2 separate regions of the Mus musculus genome follow, and region 2 is linked to region 1. A link is a loop called in an ENCODE intact Hi-C map of the cell type or tissue named here. Cell type or tissue: gastrocnemius. All regions are shown on one strand. Each heading gives the region's core, and the rest is flanking DNA. Links, peaks and the distances in the headings are about the cores only. Region 1 overlaps Aox4 (aldehyde oxidase 4). Region 2 overlaps Aox2 (aldehyde oxidase 2).

Region 1 (11,853 bases), core at 1,661-9,660:
TTTTGGTTTTTCAGGACAAGGTTTTTCTTTACACCAGGCTATCTTAGAACTCAGGGATCTACCTATCTTTGCTTCCTGAGTGCTGGGATCAAAGATATGTGTGACTGCACCTGGCTTAGGAAGTCTGTTTTCTATCCATGAAAATTCATCTTGAATGGGACTAATCAAAGCTGTGGCTAGAACTTAGTTATTTGAGTTTAATGATTTGCCTGCTGTGTGGTCTCTGCCCACACTCCCCGTTGTTCCTGTAGCATGCAGAGTGGTCCATCACTCAATGATTCTTCCTTTTAATGTCTTATGCTTTACAGTGCTCACATGGCATTCCTAAGAGTTGGAAGCCTTCCTTGAGAAGATTTAAGACGTTTTGTCATAATCTCAAGGTGATTCAAGATGTCAGATGGAATGGAAGAGTGACTGAGGCAGTCCCTGGGCCCTAGCAATATTTATGATGTAGACATGAATCTGTGGATGTTGTAGCCACACACAATCAACAATGATTTTGACATTGGAGCAGAGTATTAGACTCACAAACCACACACCTCACTCTGTGCATAAAGAATCTCTCCATTGTGATCATTTTCTCCCGGGACATCCTCAGCTGTGATCACGTCAACCACACCTGGACACGCCAGGGCTTCTGATACATCAAGTGATCTGGGAGGAACATAGGCAGGGTTTAAGGTTGCAGAGGAAATCTCAGGGTATAGGAAGAGGATTCTACAGACAGAGAAATCTGTGATGAATAAAGATGAAAATAAGAGCAGGTGTTCTAACACTTATAACTATGCTTTAAAAATGGCTGGTTCTCGCCCAGAAGAGATGACTACTCTAAATTGACCTAAATAAATAATAAACTGTCAGGTTAAAAATGAAATGGTGAACATATGTTAGCAGCAGATGTAATCACTGTGCATTTCCTTACGTGATCTTTGCATGGGCCCTGGTACTCGTGACAACGGCAAGGCAGAGTTCTTGGTCAATGGGAGGCATGTCATCAATAAATATAGCTTCCCCTGTGGCATGTTTAATACCCGACTGGTGCATGATTGGGTGCCCAACTGGATCTTTCTGGGGTTGTTTGGGATCCACACACTGTTAAGAAACAAGACAAGATGTTTGATACCAGACCTGAAGATTGGGTCTGCTGTGTTTGGCTTTACTGATAATAAAAAATAACTATAGGTGACTAGGTAACCAAGTTTGCAAATGGACACTAGTAAATATTTCTCAAGTATATGGTAAGGATATAATCTACTCGCAAGACCCTTCTGCAAAGAAGATGTCATTAATGTCCTCAAGGATTCTTCAGGCTAACTGGAAATTAGGACACATACAAAATAATATGTTCTAGCACAGCTTGCAGTAAGGCATAATTTATACAACTGATAAAGGGCAACCAATATACCCACATTTCCAAGAGATTTGGGGTGACTGTGGTAAAGCAAGGAAGCTCTTGGCAAGGCATTTAGTATTGATTCCTTTAAAGGAAGATCAAAATTAGCGAAGTGAAGGAGAAATGTCAGGAAACCTGGAAAAAAAGTCCAGAAGGAAGATTCAGCCTCTAACTCCTCCAGCATGGCTTCCTTGAGTAAACCATGGAAATTGTATCCATGTGACCAAATATGACATTGGCTGGCTTTTATAAGACTATATGTTTACTTATAATGAAGGTGTTGAAAAGAGAGGTGCATGCATATAACACATATCTGAGTGCATAGATCAATAAAAAGCTCTACCCACCTGGAACATCTGGATTCCTTGGGGTGTTTCTATGGGGAAGTCATCTAGGGCACTCACAAACTTTCCTGGGATGTCAGGAAACTTCTGAGGATCCTGGAGAAAAAGGTTACTTTGCATCTGATTTTATAACCTGAGCTACTGACCTGGGAAGCAAGGACAGAGACAGAATGATCTGGGCTCATGAGATGGTTCAGCAGGTAAAGGTGTTTGCCATTGACCCTGATAATCAGAGTTTAATCCCCAGCACCTACATGGGGGAAAGATCTCTCTCTCTCTCTCTCTCTCTCTCTCTCTCTCTCTCTCTCTCTCTCTCTCTCTCACACACACACACACAGAGACACACACACATACGGAAAGAAGAAAGAAAGAAATAGAACTACCCAATCTAGTGTTCAAGATCTTTGACATTGGTGTTGCTAAGAGTGCCTAGAAGTTCAAGTTCCCTAAACGAGTAGAGAAACTATGACATCTGTTCAGAGAAGGGGAAGCTTGCTTCAGTGAGCATTCACAAGGTCTCCTTTTGAATGACTGAAGGAAGTATGTCTTGATAATAGTGAAGAAAATAGAATGAAACTAAATATGTAACAATAGAGAATTTACGGTAAATTTGGATTCAAAATTCTGCAATCATGAGAAATAATTTTGTAGAAATATATTTATGGACACTGGCAAAAAACAGTTTGGGGTGGCCAGCCAGTGAAGCAGCCATAGCCGGAAACCACAGATATGCCAGAGAAGCAGGCAATCTTGTATATTCACTCTTTTTCCTTTCCTCCAAAGCTAATCCCTCAGTCCCACCCCAGCTCCATGGCAGACTACCAGATGTGGCCTTTCCTCCCCCTCTGCCCCAATCCCCAGGGGTCATAACAGACCCTGGCAGCACACCCTGCTTTATTCCCCACTAGGATGCCTCTAGTCACTTTCTTCTAGCCCATCTCTGTCTCTAACTGTGAGCTCTCATTACCTAGAAACACATTTAACCCCCCACAAGGCAACAGACAGCCACCACACTCCCCTAAAAACCAGAGAGACATCATAATAGACACTGAGGAAATCCTGAGAATCATAAGAAGATACTTTAAAAATCTGTACTCCACCACATTGGAAAATCTAAAAGAAATGGGTAATCTTCTTATATATACAACCTATCAAAGTTAAATCAATATCAGATAATCAATTTAAACAGACCTATAACTCCTAGTGAAATAGAAGCAGTCATTAAAAATCTTCCAACTAAAATAAGCCTAGGACTAGGTGGTTTTAGCACAGAGTTCTACAGACTTTCAAAGAAGAGTTAATCCCAATTGTCCTCAAGTTATCCCAAAAAATAGGAAAAGAAGGAATATTGTTCAATTTTTAAAAACTAGACTGTTTAAAAGCCACATTTAAAACCCAAGAGAATTACAGACCTATTTCCCTTATGAACAAATGCAAAAATTCTCAATGAAATACTTGCAGATTGAATTTAAGAACACATCAAAAAGATCATCTATCATGGTCAAATAGACTTTATCCTAGAGCTGCAAGGATAGTTCAACATATATAAATCAATAAATGTAATCTATCATAGAAACAAACTGAAAGAAAAAAATCATGTGGTCATCTTATTAGAAGCAGAAAAAAGAGAGGCTGGAGAGATGGCTCAGCTGTTAAGAGCACTGGCTGCTCTTCCAGAGGTCCTGAGTTCAATTCCCAGCAACCACATGGTGGCTCACAACCATCTGTAATGAGATTTGATGCCCTCTTCTGGTGTAACTGAAGACAGTGACAATGTACTCATATAGATAAAATAAATAAATCTTAAAAAAAAAAGAAGTGGAAAAGACCATTGGCAAGATCCAGCATTCCTTTATGATTTAAGTCTTGGAGAGACCAAGGATACAAGGCACATACTTCAACTTAAAAAAAGCAATTTGCAGCAAGCTCATAGCCAACATCAATTTAAATACAGACAGAGAAACTCAAGGCAAACCCACTAACATCAGGAACAAGACAAGGTTATTCATTCTTTCAGTTAGTACTTGAAGTCTTATCTAGAGTAATAATTGACAGACATCAAAGGGGATACAAATAGGAAAGGAAGAAATAAAAGTATCTTTATTTTCAGATGATTTTTTTCATACAATATAATCTGATTATATTCCCCTCCCCCCACTCCTCCCAGTTCCTCCCCACCTCCTCTCCTCTTCTGATCCACACCCTTTCTTTCTCTAGTTGGAAAGCAAACAAGCAACTAAAGAATTATATTGAAATAAAATAAAAACCAAACAAATTAGATCATGGCAAAAACAAGAAAATGAACCAAGAAAAAGAAACAAATAAATAAAGAAAGGTAGATGCAGAGACCCACATTCCCACACACAGGAATCTCATAAAACCCTAAAACTAAAAGCCATAATATACACACACAAAGGACCCGTATGGTTAAACAAACAAACAAACAAACAAACAAACAAACAAACAAAACCAAACTAACTGGAAAATCCAAAAGAAATGGAGTATTTTCTTGTACATACCATCTATCAAAGTTAAATCAATATTAGACAAGCTATTTAAACAGACCTAAAAGCCCTAGTAAAATAGAGGAAGTTATTAAAAGTCTTCCAACCAAAATAAGCCCAGGGCTAGATGGTTTTAGCACAGGTTTAACCAACATTTCAATTACATGCAACTGAGTCTCGGTATTGGAAGCTTCCTCTGATGCTTAGGGGCTAGCTATCTAAGGTAGGAATGGGGATAACCTCCAGCAGGGGCTTTGTCACTCAAAAGGATTCTAGCTATTGTGAGTGTGTGTGTGTTTCCATTTAAAGCTAAAAATTGACTTCTAAAGTTCTGTGAAGAATCATATTGGAATTTTGATAGAGATTGTGTTGACTCTACACTGCTTTTGGTAGCAATGAAAGATCTTTCCATCACCTGATATCTTCCTCAATTTCTTCCTTCAGTGTCTTAAAGTTTTTATCATACAAGTCTTTCACTGGCTTGGCTAGTGTTAACCCCAGATATTTTACGATTTTTGAAGCTCTTGTAATAGAAAGGTGTTGCTTCTCTGACTTATTTCTCAGTCTCTTTGTCACTTGTATATAGGAGGGATACTGGGTTTTAATGTATGTTCATTTTGTATCCTGCTGCTTTGTCTCAAGTGTTTGTCAGTGGTAAGGATTTCCCAGTGGAATTTTTTGAGTCACTTATGTATACTGTCATATCATAGATATCTACATACTAAATGTGGTAATCAGGCTATGTAATCGAACACGTGGAACTGCTGCTGATACGACGCGTGAATGGGAAGGAGCGACTAACCCAACAGCACAACGTTCTCAGTCATTAAAGAGATATGCAGGTGGTCATTTCTCTGCTGTATTTGTGTCAATCTCTGGCTTAGACTTATCAAAGATACACCCCACACATGAGATAAAATCTAAGCAAGTACTGAGGACATAGTTTTAAAGTAAGCTGGCTAAGGAGTAGGTAACAGAGACTTGGAAACAGCTTGTATGTCTAAAATTTAGGCAGTTGAAAGATTTCTTTCTTTCTTTCTTTCTTTCTTTCTTTCTTTCTTTCTTGTTTTGTTTTGTTTTGTTTTGTTTTTTCGAGACAGGGTTTCTCTGTATAGCCCTGGCTGTCCTGGAACTCACTTTGTAGACCAGGCTGGCCTCGAACTCAGAAATCTGCCTGTCTCTGCCTCCCAACTGGGATTAAAGGCATGCGCCCCCACCGCCTGGCCTACTGAACCTTCATCAGTGCAGATGTGTCTAAAACTAAAGAATGGATGAGATAACGGTCTATCTACCCATGGACATGCCAAGGAACCATTGTCTATGGTATCATTAAAAATATTTAATAACACTGAAAAAAGTGAAATAACTGAGTTTTACTAAGCAGTTATAGCCACCCCTCCCCCACATACTTATATAGAAAGGGCTTGGAAGGACTATTGGTAACGTTTGAATATTCAATGGTATCAAATGTTATTTCTTCCCTCATTTGGATCTATAAGTATTAAAATATCATTTTCTTCTTTCAACAAGAAAATCTTTTTTAAAGAGGAAAGTATGCAATCCGCTTACTGACGATTTTTCATTGTTGTTGGACAGTCCCTTGGAACATTAGCATTTATCCCACAGATGGAATAGTGTGGCTGCTCCCTCTGAGACTCAGACTGAAGGGAGAAGGATGGAGGAGCTGCAGGGCCGCACCCCATACTACTCTCTGCGGGGGGTGGTGTGGGGGTGGGGTGGAGGTGGGGAGGGAAGACTGTTCTTTGTGTACAGACCCAGGCACCCAGGGGCTCAGAGAAGCTATTTACCATTTCATTCAGCCATCGCTGCACTTTGAGGTAGAATTTGAAGAGCAAGCTGATGATGAGGGTGCGTCGGTACTCCACCATGCCTCCCTCAGCATCTGGTGGGATGCGGATCTCCTGCAGGACCAGCTGGCATGCGTCACTCAGCATTTGGTCGTCCCATTGCCTGGCAGGACAGAAGATGAATATTTCACGGAACAGCCAAAGAATGTCCTAAGGTTTGTTCTCTCTTGGTCTCAGTTGAAATGTGATCACTGCCATGGTGCAGTTGAGGGGAGGTGGAGTTGCCAGACCAAGCAATCTATTTTTAGAAGGGACTATGACTTTGCCAGGCTGGACCTCTTCTGGTGAGCGCAGGGTATTACAGAGAAACGTTGTCTATTTGTCTTCTTCAAACTCCCTTCCATTTTTTACAGAGAGCTGAAGCAACAAAGCCTTGCCAGCCCTATGCTCTGGGACTTTAGCCCCTAGACTCACAGACCAAAACAAAACCCTTCCCTTTAGTAAATGACTTAGTCTCCAGTATTTTGTTATAGTAACAGAAAGTATGTTACAACAAGCAGGCAGACACCAAACTGTAGCAATGAAAAAGGAGGTGTATCTGTTACTTCTCAAGTCCAAACAAAATACCTTTAAGAGATGCCATTAGCTTTTTGTATTTATTATTAGAGGTAGGATCTTAGGCAGCTGAGACAAGCCTCTAGCATGTGCTCTTCCTGAATGCTCTACCACGCCAGGTTCCTTCACTTTCTTCAGAATCTGACTTAATGGTTGCCAAGTCTTTCTTCATAAGCTGATCATATGGATTTACTTAGGTTAAAAAAAGAATCAACCCCGCAAAAACTAAAGGTTTCTGAAGTCTGGAGTTCTGTTTTCACTAGGGGAAAGTTTCCGTGGTTGTCTTAGAAGTGAGGGTTTAATTCAGTATCCGAGGAAAACCTCGTTTAAATTCCACCCACTGGGAATGATCGTATGTGGTTAAGTACAAGTGATTGCAAAAACACTAATTGGAATTTTTTTTAAAGAAAAAAAAAACTTTCTAGAGGCCAGCCATAATGAGGGTTCCTGGAGCAAAACCCTCTGACATGTCAAAGATTCCATCTTCTTGATGTAGCTTAAAGGTATTTTTTCATTTTCAGGATTCAGTATTGGAGATATTTGCTTATTTTGCAGGTCAATTACTTAAAAAACAATATCTACTTAAACTATGCAATTTCTGCAATAATTGTACAGAAACCTGCAATACATGTTGCCTGATGGTGGTGGCACACACCTTTAATCCTATCATTCAGGAGGCAAAAACGGATAGATCTCTGAGTTCGAGGTCAGCCTAGTCTACAAAATGAGTCTCAGGACAGCCAAGGCTACACAGAGAACCCCTGTCTTGAAAGACAAAACACACACACACACATACACACACACACACACACACACACACACACACACACACACACACACACACAGAGGTTTATTAAATCTCAGAAATTTTCCTCAAGTACAGTTTTAATGAAAATTCAAGCAGAAAGGCGTGTAACTGGGACCTACCTCCCAATGAGCTGCTTGCAGGTTTGACTTGCAGAGACCACAGTGGGGGCAACACTTCCAAAGAACATCTTAAGATCCTTGATCGTGTTTGTACCTTCCTCAAACTCCACGCTCATACCAGCATTGACAATAGCAAAGGCATTTTCCTGACGCTGTGCCAACCGGAGTCCTGACACAAACTGCCACTAGAGATAGAGATACTCAGAATAATTAGTGTAGGACACACAGCAACTCCTCCTTCTCTCCCTGTGATGATGATGATGATGACGATGACGTTGATGTCGATGATGTGTGTGTGTATGTGAGAGAGAACGTGTATACACAGTATGTAGAGGGAGAGGCAAGAGGTCAATATCAAATGTCTTCTTCAGTTGTTCTCTGCCTTTCTTTTTGGAGACAGGATCTCTCACTGAACCCGGGGTTTACCAGTTGGCTAGTGTGGCTGCCCAGTGAGCTTCAATCTGTCAGTCTCTGTGTACCATCCCTGAACCACCAGATCTGGGATCACAGACAGCATAGATCATCACATTTGTTACTTTATTTATTTTAATGGGGGTGTTGGGGCTTGAGCTTAGATTCTCATGTCTGCTGTTGCAAGCGCTTTACCCACTGAGCCATCTCTGCTGACCTTCTGGTGATTGTTTACAGTAAAAACCTGCAAGTGGCTTATCACACAGACACAGTTAGTGATGGCAGTTCATGTGAGTATTGTCCTGCTTACATGTCTCATGTGTAGCGATGTTTAATCCTCAGCAGCTCTGCTCATTTTCAGTTACGAGGACAATGTTAGTGACTTCTGCAAGGTCACGGTAAGTGGCAGGCCTGGGCTTCGGATTCTGCTTAAGCTCCAGGCTCTCTGCTTTTCACGGCCTCAGCTGAGACCATGAGGAAGCGATTCCAGTGTCTGGGTTTCATTTGCTTTAAGAAGATATTGGGGTGGATCAGACGGTGTGTGTCCCAGGCTGCTGGCTGAGATGAGGGCAGACGGGGACTGGTTACCTCAGATGAGCTACCTAGCACCACTTTTTTCTATTTTTATTTGCCTTCTGTGTAGATTTCATTGGGTGAGATCCTTTAGCTAACGAAAAACCCTGAGCAGCCCTGGGACACACAGTCTCCAGGATTCCAGATCTACACAAGCCATTCTAGGGAGAATTCCATTTCCTGCTTGGAACTCTAGCCCTGAAGTTGAGAAACCTCTTTATGGGGGAGGAGTCTTGAGGTTGCAGGGAAAGTCAATGATCACTGGAGCCCTGCCAACATAAAGCATATCAGAGAAGCTTCTGGAAGGAGCAGTAACTGCACATGGATCTCCTGTGCTGTGCTGCTCAGTGGGGGCTCTTCTGCCCATTCCCACTGCCACCACATTCACGACTGTCTCCCACCTGAATGACTGTATAAGCCTCCCTCCTGTCAGTCTTCAGTCCTCTCACAACCGGGGCCATCCCATCATTGTGCTGGGCCACCTACTGTACTGTAAGCATCTCTTTTGTATAAACATTACCCTGCTTTAACAGTTCAAAGGTGGCCATGTGCTAAGACAGACACAAGTTCTGTGTTGCATCTGACCTGCTCTGTGCTGGGTCCCAGCCACTCTTTCAGTCTCACTTGCCATGATGCCCTGGCTGCTCTGGTCAGGTCTGCCCCACCCCCTTCATAGTCCTCTTACCTGGAATTGTGCCCTCCTTGCCACAGATCTGGAGCCTATCACAGGCTATGTTGAATCCCTGCTGTTCTCCACATTACATTGTCTGGCTCCCAACCTCCGCAAATCCATCCATTGTCCTGCCCTCCCCTCCTTAGCTCCACTACACTGACTGCTCCGCCAGACCTCCTCTAGTTCCTTGTCCACTCGTTGTTTTAAAAAAGATTTGTTTATTTATTTTATGTATATGAGTATACACTGTAGCTGTACAGATGGTTGTGAGCCACCATGTTGCTGGGAATTGAACTCTGGACCTTTGGAAGAGCAGTCTTACCCACTGAGCCATCTCAGCCACCCCTTGTCCACTCATTTTATGGTCCTTGGTGGCTGAGTTTCGTTTTCTATTTCTAGTCTTTCCTACTAGACTTAGAGAGCCTGGGGGAAAGAACCTGAGACCTTTTAAACAAGCTCCTGCACGCTGTTCCTGGATTAACATTGTGTTGTAGAATAGCAGTCATTTAGTTCCCAATGATTCCACTAACTACTGTAAACTATCGGTGATCGGCAAATAGCTCCATAATAAAATTTCAGTTCATCAGAAACCTCTGAGGCCGATATCACTATCCATTTACATACTCTCTGCTAGGATGAATATTCATCTATAACCAAAGTATCTGCTCACCCAGGTGGTTCCTTTTTTTGCAAGGCACCCCAACCACCAAAAGTCATAAAGTGTCCCTTCTGTGGAAGCAACTCAAATGGCCATCTGGGAACTGATTCCTCACTGTGAGTGGCCCTAAACTCTCTCAGAAGCAGTCAGTGGAAACACCCAGCAGGTGAATGATGCAGCACTGGGATGATGGTACAGGAACCTCACCTGAGCAGTGTAAGGAATGAAAATGGACAAGATAACCTCTTCTGGTTTCAAGTCAGCCTCAGGCAACTTCTCCAGGAAAGGGCCATTTAAAGGGAGCTGACGATCTTTTCCTTCTGTTAGAGAAAAGGATCCCGGTTAAGACATGCTTGTCAAACAGGGACTACCTAGAATGAACTGATGTGGGCTGGGAGCCAGAGCCCAGGGGACTGAGTCCCAGCCCCAAGCCTCAGGTGCCTGAGGCAAGTCATGGAAACTTTGGGGCCCAGGCTTCAGAAAGACAGGGTTGCACCAGGTGAGCTAAAAGTCCCACAGCCCATTGCATTCACTCACAAACGCTGACTTCACAGATTTTTAAAGTAATTAGAAAACAATCGGCTACAAAGTATAACATTTCCCAAACAAGAAAAGAGAGATCCCAGGAAGTTAAATTACTTTTCCAAAGTGGCACAATGTGTGTGTGTGTGCTTCATGTGAGTGCACGTGTCTGTGTGAGGATGCTTGTACTGGAGTGTGACCCGCCCGCCCCCCCCCCCCCCCCCCCCCCCCCGCCCCATATCAACCTTGGATGTTGCTCCTTAGATTCTGCCTATCTTGGCTTCTTTTTGGACATGGTCTCTCACTCAGCCTTGAACACGACCTGTTAGGAGGCTGACTGGCTAGGGAGCTGCTTGCTCTCCCCCCTCAGCTTCTGGGATGACAAGAGAGCCACTGTGCTTGGCCTTTTCCCCTTGTTGGTTCTGGGGATTGAACTTGTGTCCTGATGCACCAAGTACTTTCCTACTGAACTTCTCATTCAGCCTTCTGCTTTTCTTTGATTAAAATTAGAAGCATGTATGCTTTCTCTTAGATAGTTATAGTCATTTGAATCAGTTTTTAAAATGTAATTTTAACAGAAGGGAAGAGATTTTTCATTAGCAGTACTATGAATAACATCAATTTGCTTTTATTCCCCTAAGTTTAGTTTTCTTCCACAAAGCTCATATTGGAGTCATGAGCAGTGTATAAGAACTGCCTTCTCTTCAAAGCCAGGGAAAGAAATATACCATAAACTTATGACAAAAATATGTCATAAGCCCCCAAGAAGCCTCTTATTCTTTTCTGTATCTTTTGCAATCATGGATTTATTAATTGTATAGCAATACAATTTGCTGTGGTTCTCGAGTGACCGTTAGAGGGCAGCATGCAGGACTCAGTTTTCTCCTTCTGCTGCGTGGGTCCCAGGGATCAAATTCAGATTGCCAGATTTGCCTGCAAGCGCAAGCGCTTAACCCACTGAGCCATCACAGCAGCCCAGATCCTTTTCTCAAATGCCTTTGATTCTATAATTTGGACTGCTTATAAGTGGGCCAAATATTTAAGAAAAGTATCAGAGACATTAAATCCAGTCTATAAGCACAGATCTTCTGAAAGACAGGTGGATCACAGCTTCTGCCTCAGGTTTGAGGTGATGTTTGAGGCTCAGGGGGCCAAGCAAAATGTTCTTGAGTCCCTAGTTCATAGTATATAGCAGGGTCTATGTGAAAAAAAGGTAAGTGTAAAGTCAGAGGCCCAAAGCTTGATCTCTTACCTCTAGATACCACGTTGATGGTAGCATTTCCAGCTGCCAAAATAGGGTTGAGGTCAGAAAAATTAGGACGGCTTGCAGTGTGTCCTCCTAAAGTCTAATAAAAAGATGACATAAAAAAGTTGCATTCAGTTATCCAACAGGTAAGGAATCATGTACACAAAGATATTGTGTAT
Region 2 (11,853 bases), core at 1,898-9,897, 50 kb before region 1:
AGGCTGACCTTGAATTCTGATCCTCCCTCTCCATCCTTCCACGTTGTTGGGATTCCAGGCATGAGGGCAGGAGCCACCATACCCTGATCCTGCTTCTGGTTTTGACACAGACAGCAGCAGCAGCAGCAGCAGCAGCAGCAACAACAACAACAACAACAAAACAACCCCATGCAGCTCAACCCTCTAGCGGGGCTCCAAAATGCCAGCTCCCTGTTCTATATAGCTCTGTCCTCACGGGAGTTCATACTCTGACCGAGGCCAGACAGGCCATCTGGGCCTTTGTTGTGGTGCTTCCATTGTTCACATTACCTCCTCAGTGTTTCTATATGGTTTTAAACTTTGACTCTATGCCTCATGGGCCCATCAGCAGTGACTTTGGGACACTTCATATTAATGCCTTTAAAAGAAAATTAGGCTGAGCCAACTGTGGATATATGAATGAACGTGTAGTTTAAAGAGACCTTTACATCAAAGGTGGGACTGTTGTAGAGATATATGACTCCTGAGGGTGCTGCCGTGAGCACAGCTGGTTCCAGACACCCCAGTGGTGCTCACACTGCTGGCCACAGGAAGTTTCCTGAGGACCACTAGAGGGTGCTCACGCCTTAGCTTTAAGCGAGTCATTGGCCACAAGTTGCACAGACTTCAGAGCCTGGCTGGCTTCCTTTGGCGGAGGGACCAAGCTGGGCAGTTAATGTGAAAAGGCAGTGGGGCTTCTGAACTGTGAGCTGGTGACCTTGTAACCTGATGCCCTTGGGCGAGCACATTTTCTTTTTGCACCGCAGGTTCTTCATCTATAGGGGAAAGATTAAGCTATGTTGAGGATTTTGAATTGTGCCTCATATAAGGGCCCCAGAGACAGGAGGGCTGAGGAAAAGTGACCCTTTCCTATGGAACAACCTATTTTCATTACTGACTTTACTGATACTTGGTATCAGAGAAAAGTCAGAAAGCGGGAAGACTGGCCAGTGCTTGGCCAAAGAGTATGGAGGGTCTCTGGCTACAACCTTGACTTTGGCCATGAGGTTTGCAGAGGAGACACACTTTCACTTCAGAAAAAGAATGCAGTATGGGCCGGAGCTAATAAGATAGGTACCTGAGGGTGATCTGCCGAGGTTAGCCATTCACTACTTCCTAGCAGGGCTGGAACTTACCTCCACTGGTTTTAGTCACCATTCTTAGATCAGGAATTCTAGCAGGAGACAGGAGGACAGGGTAAAAGTGTCCTTGAGACTTCATGGCTGGTCCTGAAGGAAAAAAATACATTTTAGAGAGAGAGAAAAAAATGCCCTTTCTTTTACATTGAACATTTCTCATAAAAACATTCAGACACAAAGCTTAAACTTTGATAATAAATATGTATGGAAGTGAAAGCAATGACCATATATATATACTCCTCTGCCCAATGTATGCATTCCCTGACTTGTACTCCTGCTATGTAGACCAATAGGAAATAAAACCGTGAGAGGCTCCTCAAACTCCCTTACACATAAGACTGGCCAGTGCTTGGCCAAAGAACCTGGAAATACTTCTAAGAATGTTTGTGGCTGAGAGTAGTGGTGCATGCCTTTGATCTCGGCACTCAGGGGCAGAGCCAGCTGAATTTGAACTCTGTGAGTTCAAGACCAGACTGGCCTGCATAGTGAGTTCCAGGCTGGTCAAAGTGACAACACTTTTTTGACTGCCTCAAAATAAGCAAAACAACAACAACAACAAACAACAAAAGACCAAACCAAAACAACAAACAAAAACAAAACACACACACACACACAAAACACCCCAAAAAACCAAACCAAACCAAAATAGAGAATGTTCATATGACTCGGTGTCAAGCACCTGCTGATCATGTGTGAGGCTCTAGGTTTGATCCACAGCATGGAAATAAAAAGACATTTATAAAACCTGGGGGCCCTGGAAATAGCTGGAGCTATTTTAACAGACTGGAGGGGCAAATCTTTCCGTGCTCATATAATGGAGTAGAACCCATGAACGTGCAAAAACAGGGGATGAGTTTCAGGTCAAGAATGTTGACTGAAAGACACAAATTTCAGAGTAAAAGCGACAGTCTCTGTACAGTATATACAAAATTAACTGACACGTTGTTCAGTTAATTCAGACGTATGTGGTAATCATAAAAAATGAGGAAGAGGCTGACCAATGACAAACAGTTCACCTGAGGGGTGTCATCAGGAGGGAAGGGAGGGAGGAGCAATGGCTGTGCCTCTCAGAAGGCCAGTGGTTAGAACACCAATTACACGTTTGTGGAGAATGCTGGGCATCAAACCCAGAGCTTGAACAGGCTAGGTTAGCATTCTACCACTGGACTCTGTCTGTGTGTGTATGTGTGTGAAGCAAAGTTATTAACATGGCTATGGGTAGTCAGTAGGTATGTTTGTTAATACATCCACAAATATTTTATGACATTCTTTATGTCTATTTAATATTTAACCGTAGCAAAAGAACAAGAGATAAAATGAATTAAAACATTTTTTTTTAAAACCCTCTCATATCATCCCCAGCTATCCTGAATACTACTAGGGTGCATGTCCATCACCTTTGAAAGTCACTGAATTTGCTAGACAGGTGAATATTTCATCTCTAAGCAGCAGATTGGGAACGGATCAGGGACCAGGAAGTTCAACCAGGCAGACTGTGACCACTTACCCAGGGCTGTGTTGCCCGAGATGAGAGGAGCTTCAGGGTACTTAGCTTTCAGCACCAAGAGTTCTTGGAGGGTTCCTGGGGCGATCCAGGTGATTCTCTCTCCATAAAAGGTTAGGGTTTGCTTCTCTGGGTTCTCAGCCATCCTCTGAGGGCAAATGACAGGATATCTACCTGTGTACATACCAGCCACTCTGGGCCACAGCAGGCCCTGGGTGGGTTGTGTCCTTCTAGGAAGACTTCAAGGTTCTGGGGGACACTTGTCCAGAAAGACACTCGCTATATCCACTGGCTAAAGCCTGAATTCATGTAAATAGGTGGCCTTTGGGGAAGAAGTGACCCTATAAGTCAGTGCCTACCGTTGACTACTGCACAGCCTCGGATAATTCAGTATTAATTCAGTTTCATGGCTTTTATATCACAGTAATCCTAATGACCCCAAATTAATATCATCAGTCTGGATTTTTTCCTTTAATATTTATGTCATTTCTCAGTGAATTCTTGATGTCTGTCACCTCTTAGATGTGTCAGGGGCACCTCACATTTATTTTGCCCTAACTGAGCTCCTTTCTCAGCCCTTGGAAAAGAACACCAAAGGAAAGCCGACCTGCCCCGCTGGAGGTTTTTCCATCTGGAAACTGGTACCCTCTAGCTACATATAACACTGGGGTCAGGCTTGGCTCTCACTCGACATCACACCAGCAGCAAGCATACCCAGAATCTACTTGGTCCTCACCACCTGCACCAAAGGTCTAGCCTCTGCCCTTTGGGGTGGTGGCTATCCCCTTACAGAGCACACTGCTTCTTCCCTGCCCCCTCCTCAAGCTTTAGGAGGTTCTTGGCTCAGCAACAGAAAGCATCCTGATATGACGGCAGTAGGAGCTTGACCCTCTTCTATGTGACCTCCCTCATAGTGGCTTTTCCTATACACAAGGGAAAGCCAAGCAATGTTAAGTCCAGCACGGCCCGTCCTGACGGCTTCTGACCTTCCCTCTTTACTGTGTTCTGTTCAGGCTGGTTCTGTGAGTCCGGATTAGGCCAGCTGTCTGTCGTTTTGTCTCTAGTATGTTCACACTCGCTATTCCCAAGGCCTGGCTGCTTCTCCCAGAACGCCTCCCCACGACAGACTCCACTCTTCCTTCTAGAGTTTCTTCAGAAATTACCTCCTCAGAGGCATCTTCTCTGGACACAGCACTGAAAATTACAACCATCTGCGTTCTAGCCTTGCCTCTGCTTGCTGATTTGATTTTTCCTTAGCTCTGGATGTCTCGGAACTTACTGTGTAGACCAGGCTGGCCTTGAACTCACAGAAATCCGACTGCCTCTGCCTCCTGAGTGCTTGGATTAATGGTACTGTGCCCAGTTTACATAGTCATCTATTATTTTGCTTACTGTCCACCTCTCTTCCCAGATTGCAAGCTCTCCTAGGGCAGTGTCTTCTGTTAGCTTCCTTCCTTACTGTATAGCTAGTACTTACAACAATGCAGTGTGTTGCTAAATGGGTATTTATTTTTGAATGAGTATGTTCTCATTCAAAATATTCAGAATGTTTTCTTGCCCCAGAAAAGGGGGCTGGAGAGGGTTAGGGGCATACGCTGCTCTTGGCAGTGGTTCAAAATGTCTGCTATGCCAGTTCCAAGGATCCAACACATGGGCACATGGGCACATGTGTACACTCAAGTGTACACACTCACACATAGACATACCGACATACACATCATTGAAACCAGAAATGAATATTTAATAAAAGAGGGAAAAGTATTTTATAGAAGGGGCCTGGGATGCCTGAGAAAGAGCGCTCACTAGGCTTATGGAGGAGGGGTGGGGCTGGGTGCCCCTGTTTCTGTCAGTCAAGAAACTGCCCCCAAAGCAGGGAGCAAAGGAGGGAAGAGGCAGTGTTCCTGACAGTCAGGTGCAATGGAGGACGCTCAGCAAGCTGAACGGCCTGGACAGTCAACAGGGACGTGTTGCAGATCACACTGATTAAAAGTAATGCTGGGTTGGGTTTTAAAAAGCCCAAGGTCAGCCAGGGATGGGAGGAAGTAGGTTTCTGGATCCTACCCAACACGTCTCCCATTTGACATGTCACCTGAAGGACGTGGTAGATTTACAAAATTGGGTTCATAACTGGAGATTTAAACAAGCACATAAAATACCCGTGTTGTCTTACCAGGAGTTCTGGGGGAAATATGAGCTCCTGGGTCGGGTCCAAGGGCTGGAACTCGTCTTTCACAAATAGCTTCGTGCAAATCTTTATAAAAGGAAGAAGCAGATGGCTGTGTCAGCTCAGCTCAGTTGGAAAGAGCCCTGGGATTCTTTAAGGAATTAGGGCAGGATGCATGCAGTAGGAGTCTCTCACGTCCCCCTATTGGGAACTCGTTGTAACCCAATGACTTAGAATAGGGGTGGGATTGCCCGACAGAGAGCGGCTGGTTGCCAGTAATGTGGTTCTAGAGGGAAGAGTGTCTTGACTCTTACAAAGAGCATCCTGGGAAATGCCAAGACTTCTTGTGAAAGTAAACAGATGCTAGAGGAGCTTGGGGGAACCTCCACTGTACTTACTGTCCCCTCTGTTGCAAATCATGGTCAACAATCTCAAGCTCTGGGGATGTCCCAGAGTTTTCGGGAAAATGACTCTAAACATATCTTTCTGCATAAACACACACACACACACACACACACACACACACCCCTCATGACTGTTTATTGAAGGCTTTTACCCATGTTAGTGTTATTTCATCTCCGTGACAATTGTATTAAAAGTTATAATCTGAATTTTGGCATTTTGCCCACCAGGAAAGGGAAGCAGGGCAGAACCGGACCCAACTGCCCTCCTGTCTCCCTCACATCTGCTTCAGTGCTCTCCTTGCCAGGAGAGGAACCTGAGGACACAGGAGAACTGAGCTGCAGGGTGTGGGGTGCAGGCGCATAGAGGAGAGAGAGAATCACAGACATTGGAGGGTTGACAGGTCTGGTTCCCTCTTAACACCCCCACCCCCACCGACCTTTCTATGGAAAGGTGCTTAACCTTTCTAAAGAGTAAGTGGAGATAATGCTTATTTTGGAGGGTAATTGTGATGATTAGATGAAATGGCCTGACATTTGTCATTTCCCACTCCTTGTCTCCCCCCCCCCCCCCCCATCTTTCTGAGGCCTTGAGAGGTTCCAGAAAGCACACATGGTTATTCCTTGTACGGACTCTCTGTACCCCTGCAGGGTGAGGTAACAGTGGACCAATTGGTTTCTTGTGTGAGAAGTAGCTTGGGCAGTACTTGGGGCCAATGATTTGGTTCTAAAACCTAGAAAAAAAGATTTCACGTGAGAATCAAAGTTGCCAGACAGTGAATCAACAGGCAGAAATGAAAAGTTCTAAACAGGCTCAACAGCAAGACTTAACCGTTGTCCAAATGAAAAATGGTCAGAGAGTAAGAGGTAGAGGTGGTCCTAGGCAGACACCTGGTCTGTCACCCAGCAGGGACACCCCTGTGAACTGCCGTGTCACTGAGCACTCAGCCTTCTCCACAGAATGTGTGACTGTGAGGAAAGGATGGGGTTTTACTTTATAGTTGTGTTTCTCCTTAGGAGTAAATACCGAGGAACATTCTAGCTTAAACACAACCCTTGGTGTTTGGCTTCATTAAGTCAAGTGGTACCTAGCGCCCGACCTGAGGGTGCTCAACCCGAATGCCTGAGTCTGCAAGGTGGGGAATGGACTTTGGGATGTGTTGACTCTTCCAAGTGTTGATCTTCCTCGAGTCACTTTGGGGGTGTGTAGCTCGCCTCCTCGGGTAACACCTCTTTATTCCACCGCACCCCTTCTTTAGACTAAAGAAAGGGTATCAGCGGGAGGTGCTTGTGGACAGGTGGGTCTGAAGGACACAGACACACACAAAGAGGATGAGAGGCAGTTTTTTCTCAGGCCGGCTCTGAGCTCTTTCACAGCCTAAGAGGTGTTAGCTGGGATCTTATTAACCTCTCTATTCGACCCCTGTGAGAACAGGATGGTGGATCTTTTAAAAAGGAATGTCTGTCAGATGATAGTGCCACAGGCTGGAATGCTGCAGTGGACTTAGCTTGCCAGCTGACAGTGCTGTCTCTGTCTCAGCTCAGGGACCGAGGACGGCTGTGTGAGCAGGGACAGCTTTAGAACTTGTTTCTAACCACGGAGGTGACCTCATGCAGTCGATGCTTTTCTGCCATCTAAGAGGTTTTTGTTTCCCTTTTGTTCCGGCCTTTCTAGTCTGAAGTCTATGAAGGGGAAGGTCCGATTGTGATTGCTGAATGAGCAACTATGCTCACTACATACCTGCAAACTGCGGGGCTTCCTGCAAGTGCTGGGAAGGTTGCAAACAAAGCGGGAGCCGTCCATCAAATGCCTATGCATGCTCGGCGCTGCCAGAGCTAGGTGGGCGTTAAGCAATGCACAGAGAGAGAACAAAACAGACCGAGGGACTCACATCACTTTTGCTTCCCGATGAGTCACTTTCCTTCTGATCCAAGCAACACTGTCCTGTTCCTTTCTGTGGACAACCGTCTGGCTCCTGAGGACATGAAGTGCTGTATGTGAATAATACTTTTTATAGGCAAATAAGGTCGTGCCCTGAAGGTTTGAACAATCTATACGAGACTTCAGACTCTGAAGCCACCTTCTACTTACAGGGATAGCACAAGGCTGATCTTGCTTTGCTTATTTACTTATTTTATGAGGTAGTTTATGAAACACATACCATATAAACAAGTAATATAAAATAGCACAATGTGCAGAAATGTAAAGAAACACCCACTGCCCAGGTCACTGGCATTTTGACATATTTGGGATTATATTGTATTTATATCATATCTATGCTGTACTCAGTAGATGAACACCATTCATTGAAAGTACATATCTGAGCTATTTTAGAGTAATGACTAGTGGTAAAATACATTTTTTAAATGGTATTTTTCAGGACAACCATGATACAGCCACTACAGCGCATACATATTTTGGGACATTGCTCATTTAATTCATATGGAACCTTTACGGAAGGGGAATGCAGCTGGGTGAGTTATGGCAGTTTTTAAGTGGTCCCTGCTTGCAGCTCATCCGTTTCTGTTTCTTGCAACCCCACTCCTTGTACCTGCTTCCTCAGGTGGTCTCTCCTGTCTTGCAAAGCACTTCCTCCCAACTGTTTGAATTCCCTGTCCTTTCCCCATATCTTTTGCTGCTACTTGCTGACTCTGTCCAAGAAGCAAAAGCAGCTGGCAGAGCAACCAGCCCTTCCTCTCCCACCATAAGCTCTTAGAGTCCCCAGGATGGACGTGGGTCGATGGAGGCTGAAGAAAATCGTGCTTCTTTGGGTTCAGTGGGTAATAAAAACCTGTGTCCTACCTGGGGCTGGGTTTCTTTCACCTAATGTAGCATGAGACTGGCTGGCAACAGGGTGAGCTATTGGAACTCATTTTGGACTTTATCTCCAGCACCTGTGTTCCAGGAGCGGCAGGTAGTACCTACACTCTTAGGGAAAGGAGTTAATTTAGCACTCTTGCTGGTATCTCATGCTTCCCCACTTACAGCAGCAATCAGCTGAGTGTACAGTCTCTTTATTCCACTTTTTAGTGTGTCAACTCTGGCTCCCTCACGGGGCAATAGAAATCTGGGACACACATGACCAGAATACCCTCCTGGCTTTGGGACACACCCACTGTATATTTCCAGGTCTACCTCTACGGCATGTGGAACTGAGGCAGGAGCACATACAGAGATGTTAGCCTGTGGCTTCTGCTTTCTCTTTCTATATGGCTCTGTAGTGGCTGCATATGCTCCTGTGAATACTCCAGCCCAGTGTCTGCTCTTTCTCTATAAGGAGCTTCATTGAACTTGTGTGCACACATTGGCTCCTAAGACCTTCCCTAAAGTACCTAGCCTAAAGGTACAGTTGAAGCCCTATATGGAGAATGATCCAGAAAAAGATAAGCATATCGAGTTATCCCTATGGACTCCTGAATAGCTGGGTAAGAACTACAGGGGGCTCCTCCAAGATGTGAGGTACCCTTTGCTTCTGCCTAATGTCTCCCCCCACATCCACTGTGTCCTCAGCAGAGCGTCATCAGATGCACCATCTTGAGTGTCTGCCAAATGCTATTCAGTCAACAGCATTCTCATTATGAGTAATTATTTGTTGAGCTCTTACTAACTGCCAAGCAAGACATTTGAGTTTTCACCAGAGAGATATCTCTATTTTTGGAGGCTGTTCCCTGTGTTCTTGGAGTGAATTTTAGCTTCTACGTTGCAATTTCTCCTTCTTTTTCTATTTTCCCATTCCCAGTTGCTTGGGTTCTCAGAAGAAGCCTTCTTCACAACAGCAAAGCCTGGCTTGACTTCTAGTGTTTACAGACAACATTTCAGCTGCACTGGATAGATGCCCTGTCTCACTGGTGGTGAGTGTCGGACAGACAGCTTCTTAGCTCACCTGACTTTCTTCTGTGGTTCTAGACCACATCAAAGGTGGTGTAATGCTCACCTGGTCTACAGCAAGCACTGGCAACTCCAATGAGTCCTCGCCCTTTCCCCCTCCCCTCTGCGGTGACATTTGTCTGTTTTAGTCGGTTGTGATGGTCTTACAAACCCCATTCTTGTGTCCCCAGCTTTGATCACCTGTTCTTCTCATTCCTACTCCGTATGACGTGTCTCCACTTCCTTACCCTTGTGTACTCACCATGCAGAAGGTCCTGCCGCTCTCCAGAATTGGCCGATACCCAGTACAGCGGCAGAGGTTCCCTGATCAGAGGGGAAGCATAGCTGTGAATTGCTTGTCTCTACTGCTTGCTTTTCCAGATTATTATTTATTTATTGGTATTTATGTGTGTCTGTGTGTGGATGCTCTTAGAGGTCAGAAGAAGGTATTGCATTTCCTGGGGCTGAAGTTATAGGTGCTTGTAAGCCACAAATGTGGGTGCTGAGAACTGAACTCTGGGCCTCTGGAAGAGCAGCAAGCTCTCCTAATGACTGAGCCAAATCTCCAGCCACTCTACTGGATTCTTTTAAAAACCGAAATAGATCTAACAGATTTTCTTGTCAGTTCTGGGGAGTAGAACTCAGGGCCTTGGACATGCTAGGATAACATTCTACTTCTGAGCTATGATCCTAGCCCTGATGTTTAGCTATTGACAATAACTATTTTAAATTATGTAAGACAGTGAGATCTTAAGAAAGCAATCCCCAAGGTGTCACTAGACAGACAAAGTGCCACGGGTGGGCTACCAGGTGTGTTCCTCAGAGGCTCTTAGGTCACTGCACCAGAGTCACCTGGTTGTATTTGTTAAGAACATGAATCTGCCCTTCTGGAACCTGAGCATCTGGAGACAGGCAGGAGAGCCTGCATTTAAGAGACCAGTGGGCCATTCTGTTGCATGGTAAAGTCTGGAATCCTTACGCTTCCAAGGATGAAGGTGAAGGTCTGAGGGTAGAGAGAGAGTGTAGACTAGAGTTCATCTCTGATGGCCTGACTAAGAAGTTTGGGCTCAAAGGATGTGCAAGCTATGGGTTAGTAAAGAATGGGTAGAATTCTCAGAGCAGCAGGAACAAGATGGGGAGAGACTGGCCTGGAGGAGTCGTGTAGAGAGCAGGAAGTATGACAAATCGGGCTTGGTCAAGTTTTAGGGCTGATGAGCTGCTGAAGAGAGACCTGGGGAAGGTGGGGGTTTTAGATGAATTAGTATGATTCTCTGATTATTGTTATTGTTATTATTATTATTATTATTATTATATTGTGAATTGAACCCAGGACTTTTGCCCATAATAACTACTCTATCATATGCTCAGCTATGGTTTTCTGCACTTGAAAGAAGAGATAAGGATAGAGAGCTAGCGAGAGCAAGAGAGAGGGAGGGAGGAAGGGGAGAAGGGGAGAGAGGGAGAGAGAGAGAGAGAAAGAGAGAGAGAGAGAGAGAGAGAGAGAGAGAGAGAGAGAGAGATCAGCAGCTGGCACATAAGGAGCATATCTATTTTCATCTGTCTTCAACCTTTGAATTGAGGACTTGTTTACAGATTGATAACACCTGAAGATAATGTTTATTAACCCTATATGTTTATAAAACTAAAACTGTTACAAATCTTTCAGATGAGAGGCTTATTATGAATTGATATATGCCGCTCTACCAAGACTCTTTGTAGTCTTAAGTCCTGGCAACTATGAACATAACCTTGTTGAATAATAAGATCTCTCCCAGTGGAATCAAGAGGTAACAAGGTTGTCCAGGCCTGGGGCGGGCCTACCCCAGTGGCTGATGTCTGTAAACAAGAGGAAGATCTATAAGCCAGACAGCAAGGAGAAAGGTGTGAGGTAGAAACAGTTTGGAGCTATGTAGCTCATGAGCTCAGAAATGCCAAGACTCAGCTGACTGAGAGGAATAAGGCTGAGAGGAATAAGGAAGCAGTCTCTTCAGGGCTTTCAGACACAGCACTGGTGGGCCGATAGCTCGACTCCAGACTTAATGCTCCCAGAACTGCATGAGAACTTTCTGTGTTTTCAGCCAGTTGTGCTTTGTTGGGTAGGCTCATGGATTCCGGTCCCTGGGGAGCATGTGATAAGTCAGCAGACAGAAGTGTGGTGGCCCCTGGGCCGCGTGCAGATGACTTGACGTCTGTGTCTGCACACAAATGTTAGAAATGACTGTGGCTTGGCACTGGAGCAGAGCTAGGAAGATCCTGAGGGTGGTGTGGGAAAGCATGAAGAACCTTTTCCTTCTGCCTGCCTCCTGTGTCACACCTACCTCCCAAGGCCTCCATGAGCTGTTCCTCTGAGGGCTGCGGGTGGTTCCTGAGCAGTGTGTAGATGGACATCACCATCCCAGGGGTGCAGAAGCCACACTGGGTGCCGTGGCTCTTGGCGATCCTCTCCTGGAAGCATACATTTGTGGTCACATCTGCCGCCTCAGATTCTCTCCAGGGTCCACAAATCTGTACCATTCTCACCCTCTGAGCAAATGTGCCCCGCCCCGTTGTCCAGTTCTGTATATTCCCCTTTCTAGGCAGCTCCCAAAGGCAAGAGGTTCAGAAGTTACCGCTCACAACTTTAATTACTTTTCAGGGTCAGATGCTCTGAGACTTCTGTTTGGGAATTAGCAGTGTGCAGCCGGCACTCCCAGTGAGAACACTTATCCAGGAATTAGTAATTATTAGGAGGGTGCACGTAAGTTTCAAAACTGGTTTTC

The links. Hi-C counts contacts between places; a loop is a spot of excess contacts. Peaks named below come from ENCODE experiments on the same cell type or tissue, not always from the same donor. Only the 100,000 strongest peaks of a DNase experiment are listed, where the experiment ranks them.
Region 2: it touches region 1 in a loop (2.9-fold over the local background); 2 of 42 quality-filtered maps call a loop at or near these places.

The regions. Positions count from the first base shown.
Region 1 is chr1:58,235,040-58,246,892 of GRCm38, reverse strand. It overlaps Aox4 (aldehyde oxidase 4), which reads right to left. Exons shown (of 35, transcript NM_023631.2): 12 at 11,681-11,774; 13 at 10,114-10,226; 14 at 7,592-7,776; 15 at 6,050-6,212; 16 at 1,741-1,833; 17 at 923-1,092; 18 at 540-654. Among named protein-coding and RNA genes, the nearest start is that of Aox4, 31 kb to the right of the region's middle. In gastrocnemius, for the core only: a CTCF peak has its summit at 6,390; a DNase peak (open chromatin) is centred at 9,255.
Region 2 is chr1:58,285,257-58,297,109 of GRCm38, reverse strand. Aox2 (aldehyde oxidase 2) reads right to left here. Exons shown (of 36, transcript NM_001008419.2): 5 at 11,413-11,539; 6 at 9,357-9,418; 7 at 7,119-7,202; 8 at 4,832-4,912; 9 at 2,665-2,809; 10 at 1,155-1,247. Gm15759 (a long non-coding RNA gene) reads left to right here. Exons shown (of 3, transcript XR_865437.3): 3 at 7,608-7,695. Among named protein-coding and RNA genes, the nearest start is that of Aox2, 13 kb to the right of the region's middle. In gastrocnemius, for the core only: no CTCF peak of the experiment used is centred there; DNase peaks (open chromatin) are centred at 4,888 and 5,066; H3K4me3 peaks cover 963 bases; H3K27ac peaks cover 946 bases.